2 separate regions of the Homo sapiens genome follow, and region 2 is linked to region 1. Evidence: chromatin contacts called from ENCODE POLR2A ChIA-PET data. All regions are on one chromosome and are shown on one strand. Each heading gives the region's core, a stretch centred on a gene start or an enhancer-like site at or near the end of the contact. The rest is flanking DNA. Distances are from core to core; before and after follow the strand shown. Region 1 has its middle 72 kb from the start of LINC01429. Region 2 has its middle 21 kb from the start of BCAS1-AS1.

Region 1 (3,633 bases), core at 447-2,946:
CCGAGATCGCGCCACTGCACTCCAGCCTGTGACAGAGAGAGACTCCGTCTCAAAAAAAAAGAAAAATCTGGAAACAATCTGTTCATTAATAAGTCCATCGTTAATTAGTTGACTTCTTAGTTCTTCAATATCCCCATCTGTAGAACAAAGATATTCAGAATACTTATTGGCTGATGATGAGGACTAAACTAGTTAATGTGCAGACAGCGTTTAGAACAAGGCTGGCACAGAGTAAGTTCTCAATACTCTTTGCTATTATATATTATTACAACTCGATATTAGAAATGAACATAAAAAAAGACTAAAGTTGATCTATATGTGCTGAAATGTTCGTATTTATGGTTAAGGAAAAAACCCAATAAATGGCAGAATATGTTGAATATGGTTGATCACATTTGTGCTTTTCAAGCAAGGCTGTGCCTGTGACTTGTATTTACTATGTAGGTTTATTTGTATATAGAACATTTCAGGAAGGATACACAAAAATTGGTGGTTATAAAGGAATTTCTGTCTAGACTCTAGAGAGTTAATGTTAAAACACAGCAATCTGTCTACATTCTTTCAAAAGACATCTGTCGACTGCCAACAATTCTAATTTATGGTTTATGGCACATATAGAAATGGAGCAATTTGAGTCACAACTGTCTAATATGGCTTTGTTTGAAACTAGTGGGTACGATTAATCTATGATTTGAACTAGTGACAAAAAGCACTCATAATATATGTTTTAAGAAAAAAGCCATATGGCTCTGCTGGCCGAAAACCTTTTTTATTTTTTTTTGGAGACAGAGTCTCGCTCTGTCGCCCAGGCTGGAGTGCAGTAGCAGTGTCGGCTCACTGCAATCTCCGCCTCCTGGGTTTAAGTAATTCTTGTGCTTCAGCCTGTCGAGTAGCTGGGACTACAGGCATGTGTCACCGTGCCCAGCTAATTTTTTATTTCTATTTTTTGTATTTTAGTAGAGATGGGATTTCACCATGTTGCCCAGGCTGGTCTCCTACACCTGAGCTCAGGCAATCTGCTCACCTCTTCCTCCCAAAGTGTTGGGATTACAGGCGTGAGCCACCTTACCCGATTGGAAAACCATTAATTTTGAAAATGATTGCTATCAATAAAGTGTCGCTTTTTGGAATAAAAAGCTATGAAACCTCCTGGCTTCGTTTTAAATTATCTTCGGAGTCAAATACTAGAAACAAATTAATGGCAGAAATTCAGGGAAATATTTTGGCATCAGATTCTATAGGATTAATTAAAAGTTGATATCAGGCAGTTATTGCTTAAATGTCATTTTTTATGCAAACAACATAATTGCAAAAATGAGCAGAGCCTTATGTTTGATTTTCTCTGCACATACTGTCATTCAGGTTCATACTTGTCGAGCATTCATCCATGCTTACTAAATATTTTTTAATTGTGTAAAACCTGGGTCATTTTACAGATCTGTTTCTGGGTCTGAGTGGTTAGTATGTCGCCATAGATCTTTCTCTCCCTGACCAAATTCTGCTACTTTTCTGAAATGTCTTTTAAATGTTGTTCATTGCAAGGTTATTATCTTTAATGAAAAAATGCCTGCTGAGCGGACTACAAACCATTTGGTTCCCTCCTGTCAGGGGAGGAAAAGAATAACATTGAACAAGGCTGAAGGTTTTTATTATCACATCGTAAATGAGCAAATGGCATCTGTCAATACAAAGTGACTCAGAGGTGCATGGAAAAAGAAGTTGTATGGGGAGGCTGTCGAGTGACAACACGGATTTTTATTAACCTCCTGGTCCAGCATCTCTTTTCCTATTTTATTTTGCCTCATTCACTTTGCAACATAATAACGCTATAAAAACACTCAAACAGGAAGCTGATCACCATTAAAAACTGCAGGACCGCCTTGCTACTGAGCAACAGCAAAGAGTTTGGATCATAGACTATCTTCAGGGTTTTATACTTAAGTGTGCCGACGTGGGTGTATTTTCACATGCAGCCCCTGCCTGCTTTGGGTCTTTTTGAGAAGATATTTCTTTCCAAGAATAACACAGCCTGTTTGCCTAAGTGTTAATTCTCACAAAGTTTTCATATTTGGGTCATAAACATCCTTCACGACACTGGTAAAATGGCCAAGGTGTTTATGGGCTGCAAGAAATGTTTATGCCAATGCATAAAGGCAGAAATGGAACCGTTCACATCAGACCTGAAATGAGCTGCCCTGGAGTGGGGGAAGGGGAGCCAGAAGCCCACCCCCTACCCCCAACGACCCCCCAATGATTTCGCTGGAAGTTGTTAAGGTGGATGTCTCATAAAAATGTTTTGTAAATGTTAACAGCGATTCAAGCTTAAGCAGGTGTGGGGGCAGTGAACCCTGGGAGGACAATGGGAAGAGGGACCGGAAGTCCTGCCCACTCTGAGGGGAAGCAAGTGCTTTCCCTTATGCCCAGGGCAGGGCATGGAGGAGGCCTGGGCACAGAGTGCCAGAAAATGCCAAGGCTCAAGTTCTGAAATTCTGACAGTTGGGGCCCACCACGTTGTTCAATGAAATTTAAAGGCTGGGTATGAATTGGGTGATGACTTCCATGAGAAGTCAATAGCTACAGTGCAGATGTTTTAGTGTCCTAAAGACAGTGACAATATGGTAGATCTAAATATGTTTTGACACAGAAAGATTTCCACAATTTTTTTTTTAAATAGAGACGGGGATTTGCTATGTTGACCAGGTGGTCTCGAACTCCTGGCCTCAAGCAGCCCTCCTCCCTTGGCCTCCCAAAGTGCTGAGATTACAGGCATGAGCCACTACGCCTGGCCTCTTCCACAATTTTTTTTTTTTTTTTGAGACGGAGTCTCGCTCTGTTGCCCAGGCTGGGGTGCAGTGGTGCTATCTCGGCTGACTGCAAGCTCTGTCTCCCGGGTTCACACCATTCTCCTGCCTCAGTCTCCCGAGTAGCTGGGTGTCAGGCACCCGACACCACGCCCGACTAATTTTTTTTTTTTTTTGTATTTTTAGTAGAGATGGAGTTTCACTGTGTTAGCCAGGATGGTCTCGATCTCCTGACCTCATGATCCACCCGCCTCGGCCTCCCAAAGTTCTGGGATTACAGGCGTGAACCACCGCACCTGGCCCACAATTTTTTTTTTAAAGCAAATTTTAGCCAGGCACAGTAGCTATATTCCTCAGCTACTCAGGAGGCTGAGATGGGAGGATTGCTTTAGCCCAGAAGTTGGAAGCCAGTCTGGGCAACATAGCAAGACCTCATCTCAAAAAATAAAAAATTTCCAGCTTAGAAGATCCTTTATTGTTGTTTTAAAAAATAGCATCTACACAGAGAAAATAACCTGGGGAAAACAGCCCAAACATCACAATGGGTTTGAATGTTCTCTACTTTGTATTTCTGTGTTAATTGTTTTTTTTTTAGAGGTTATGTAGAGATAAAATGTCATAGATCTATGTGTAAGGACATTAAAAAACAAAAGTGCGGCCAGGCGCGGTGGCTCACGCTTGTAATCCCAGCACTTTGGGAGGCCGAGGAGGGTGGATCATGAGGTCAGGAGTTCGAGACCAGCCTGGCCAGCATGGTGAAGCCCCGTCTCTACTGAAAATACAAACGATTAACCAGGCGTGGTGGTGTGCACCTGTAGTCCCAGCTACTCAG
Region 2 (3,633 bases), core at 316-2,815, 2.0 Mb after region 1:
GCTTCCTCTGAGCAGAGATTTTAGATGAGGAATAGAGATGATGTCTGTCCAATGCTTAGTGCAAAAGAGAACCCAAGACATGGAAGTTTAGTTAGGTAGCTTAAAAACAATATTATTGGCCTGGCGCAGTGGCTCATGCCTGTAATCCCAGCACTTTGGCAGGCTGAGGTGGGCAGATCACCTAAGGTCAGTAGTTCAAGACCAGCCTGGCCAACATGGTGAAATCTCATCTCTACTAAAAATACAAAAATTAGCTGGGTATGGTGGTGGGTACCTGTAATCCCAGCTACTTGGGAGGCTGAGGCAGGAGAATCACTTGAACCCAGGAGGCAGAGGTTGCAGTGAGCTGTGATTGTGCCACTGCACTCCAGCCTGGGTGACAGGGCAAGACTCTGTCTCAAAAAAATAAAAAATAAAAATAATATTGTTGCCTCTATCTCCCCTTTCCCTTTCCCCTTCTCTTTCCCTCCCCTCCCCTCCCCTCCCCTCCCCTCCCTTCCCCTCCCTTCTCCTCCCCCTCCCTTCCCCTCCCTTCTCCTCCCCCTCCCTTCCCCTCCCCTCTCCCTTCCCCTCCCCTCCCCTCCTCTCCCTGGCATCTTTTAAAGTGGGTGACAATGGGGTAAGGGTTTAGATCTAGGCTCTAAGTTTAGGCTACCCAGGTTCAACTTCTAATATTGTCACATTAGCTGCTTCCACTTGGGTCCACCTCACCCCTGTAAGCCTCAAGTTCCTCCTCATTTGTAAAAATCGTAGTGTGATACTATCTGCCTTGCCAAGTGCTGGGTGGATTAGAAACAATCATGCATGCATAGCACACGGTAAACGATCACTATTAAGCCACTCCCACATGTCCATTATTGAAGCAGGTGGTGTGAACAAGAGAGGCATGTATGGTCTTTGTTCACAAGCATCTCTCCCTCTCTCCCTCAGCCTTTCTTTCTCTGTCTTTTACACACACACACACACACACACACACACACACACACACACCAGTTAATGACATCAAGGGGGAAGTTAGGAAAGATGAAAAATTGGAGACCAAGACGGTCATAACATGGTTCTAATTTGTGGTTAAGAAATTCATGAAGGAATAGGTCAATGTGTACCCAGAGAAAGGAAAGATTCACTTATGAAGAACGTGGGAGTGAATCACAAGACTGTCACTGTCTGCAACCCTTGAAGGGGCCCCTTGACCATCTTGCTGGGCGATTTGAATCACCAGATGTGGTCTACCACAGTGTCTCTCATGCCGCTGCTCACATATGAACTTCATGATTTTTGCCATATCTCTTGCTGCCTTGTTTAGTGTTGACTTAAGATTTTTCTTTCATTATTTGGATATTGACTACACTGACATAAAAAGGAAACTTTATGTCACTATGGTAAATGGGAGGCTGATTTTCTTGCCACAGATAGAAACTGTGAAAAAAATACATACCGTTTTTTTTTTTAAAGAATGCTTTTTTTAAACTTTTTTTTTAGGTTCAGGGGTACACGTGCGGGTTTGTTATATAGGTAAATTGTGTGTCATGGGGTTTTGGTGTACAGATTATTTTGCCACCCAGGTAATAAGTATAGTACGAATAGGTAGTTTTTCCATCCTCTCCCCACCCCACCCTCCACCCTTAAGTATATATGTGTTCATGAAAATACACAACTATTAAAAGTAATACAGCCAGGTGCAGTGGCTCATGCCCGTAACCCCAGCACTTTGGGAGGCCGAGGCGAGCGGATCACCTGAAGTCAGGAGTTTGAGATCAGCCTGGCCAACATGGTGAAACCTCGTCTCTACTAAAAATACCAAAATTAGCCGGGCGTGGTGGCGTGCGTCTGTAATCCCAGCTACTCGGGAGGCTGAAGCAGAAGAATTGCTTGAACCCACGAGGCAGAGGTTGCAGTGAGCCAAGATCGCATCACTGCACTCCAGCCTGGGCAACAGAGCGAGACTCCACCACAAAAAAAAAAAAAAGAAAAAAAAGTAATACATAATGTTGCCGATAGCTCTCTGAATACCCTTCTGTATCCCACCAGTGTTTGGTATAACATACTTCAGGGTGCACCACTCTTGCAGAAAAAGCTGAAAATTCTGTATCTTTAGTTATTTGATTTTTTTTTTGTTTTAGAAATGGGGTCTGGCTCTGTCACCCAGGCTGGAGTGCAATGGTGCCATCATGGCGCACTGCTGCCTGAATGTCCTGCACTCAAGCTATCTTCCTGCCTCAATCTCCCTAGTAGCTGGGACTACAAGGCGTGAGCCAACACGCTGGCTGGATTTCTGCATCTTTAGGTTCTTAATCCTTAACCTTTTTGCTTCTCAGTTTCTCATCATTAGAATGGGGCTGTTTCACTGTGCACAGTGTCTCACACCTGTAATCTCAGCACTTTGGGAAGCCAAGGCGGGAGAATCTCTTGAGGCCAGGAGTTTGAGATCAGCCTGGGCAACAAATCAAGATCTCCATCTCTACAAAAAATTTAGCCAGGCATGGTGGTGTGTGCCTGTAGTCTTAGCTATTGAGGAGGCTGAGGCAGGAAGATCACTTGAGCCCAGGAAGTTGAGACTGCAGTGAGCTGTGACCACACCACTGCACTCCAGCCTCGGCAACAGAGCAAGACCCTGTCTCAAAAAAAAAAAAAAAAAAAAGAGTGAGGATGTTTATAAAAAGAGTCATTATTATTGAGAAATGACTGAGCTGAGCATTTTGCACCCATTCGTTAATATAGCCTTCATAAAGTTTCCATAATGATGTGGTATTATTGAGGTGGTATCTATGAGGCCACCGAGGCACAAAGAGGTAGTTTTGTTCTGTCACACAGCTTGTCACTGCAAGGAGTGCGAACCCAAGACCATCTGAACATGAAGCCTTGACATCCTGCAGTCCTGCCTCTCTGTGCTAGCCACTTCATGGGGGCTGAGAGCAGCCGAATTAACTAACGATGAAGAAGATGCACTGGGGATAAAGAGGAGAGGCTACTTACTGGTGCTTGCCGTGGGCCAGAGACTCCTGGAAGTACTTTTTCTGTATCAACTCATCTCATCCTCATCATAGACGTATAATGGAAGTCTTAGTATTATTCCCATTTTACAAATAAGGATGTTGAGGTACAGAACCTTTAATTAACTTGCATCCAGTAAGTGCTGAACCTGAATTGGAACCTAAGGGGTCTGGTTCCAGAGCCTGTCCCCCAACCTGATAAAGGCATCACACAGATGGTACAACTGTTTATATCATCACCGGTGACAGTTTCAACTCTGCAACTGAAGACTTATCTGTCTGCCTCAGGCTCTTATTTAGCCCCTGCCTGGCCCTACCTTGCTTGATTTCTTTTTTATTATAAGATGGAATTCAGATGACGTGAGCCTTCTAAGGAATTAACTTTGTGGCAGGAAGGTGCTCATTCGTTCATTCACCTAACCAACATAATTGGTGTCTAGCTATGCAAGACACTGCACTGTGTGTCAACAAAACAGGAAAGCGGTTGTGTGTGATGGTTCAGATGGGAGACACAACAACCACACAGACCCAAGATCCACACCCCACATCCATATTCGTTAGCTTGCAGGAGTTCTGGTCTGAACTTCTCCAAGCATCTGTTTCCTCATTCTTATTCCTATAAAATAAGATGACTAAACTT

The links. ChIA-PET counts read pairs that join two places held with the same protein, here RNA polymerase II (POLR2A).
Region 2: POLR2A ChIA-PET joins it to region 1 with 29 read pairs in activated T-cell. The contact joins two enhancer-like sites. POLR2A ChIA-PET finds 5 or more read pairs at or near these places in 2 of 52 experiments (WTC11 and activated T-cell).

Annotation. Positions count from the first base shown.
Region 1 is chr20:51,932,760-51,936,392 of GRCh38, forward strand. No RefSeq gene overlaps it. Among named protein-coding and RNA genes, the nearest start is that of LINC01429, 72 kb to the left of the region's middle. Within about 2 kb of position 1,697, at least 2 of the 41 ENCODE cell types and tissues checked have a DNase peak (open chromatin) inside an H3K27ac peak, as active enhancers do.
Region 2 is chr20:53,892,271-53,895,903 of GRCh38, forward strand. No RefSeq gene overlaps it. Among named protein-coding and RNA genes, the nearest start is that of BCAS1-AS1, 21 kb to the right of the region's middle. Within about 2 kb of position 1,566, at least 7 of the 41 ENCODE cell types and tissues checked have a DNase peak (open chromatin) inside an H3K27ac peak, as active enhancers do.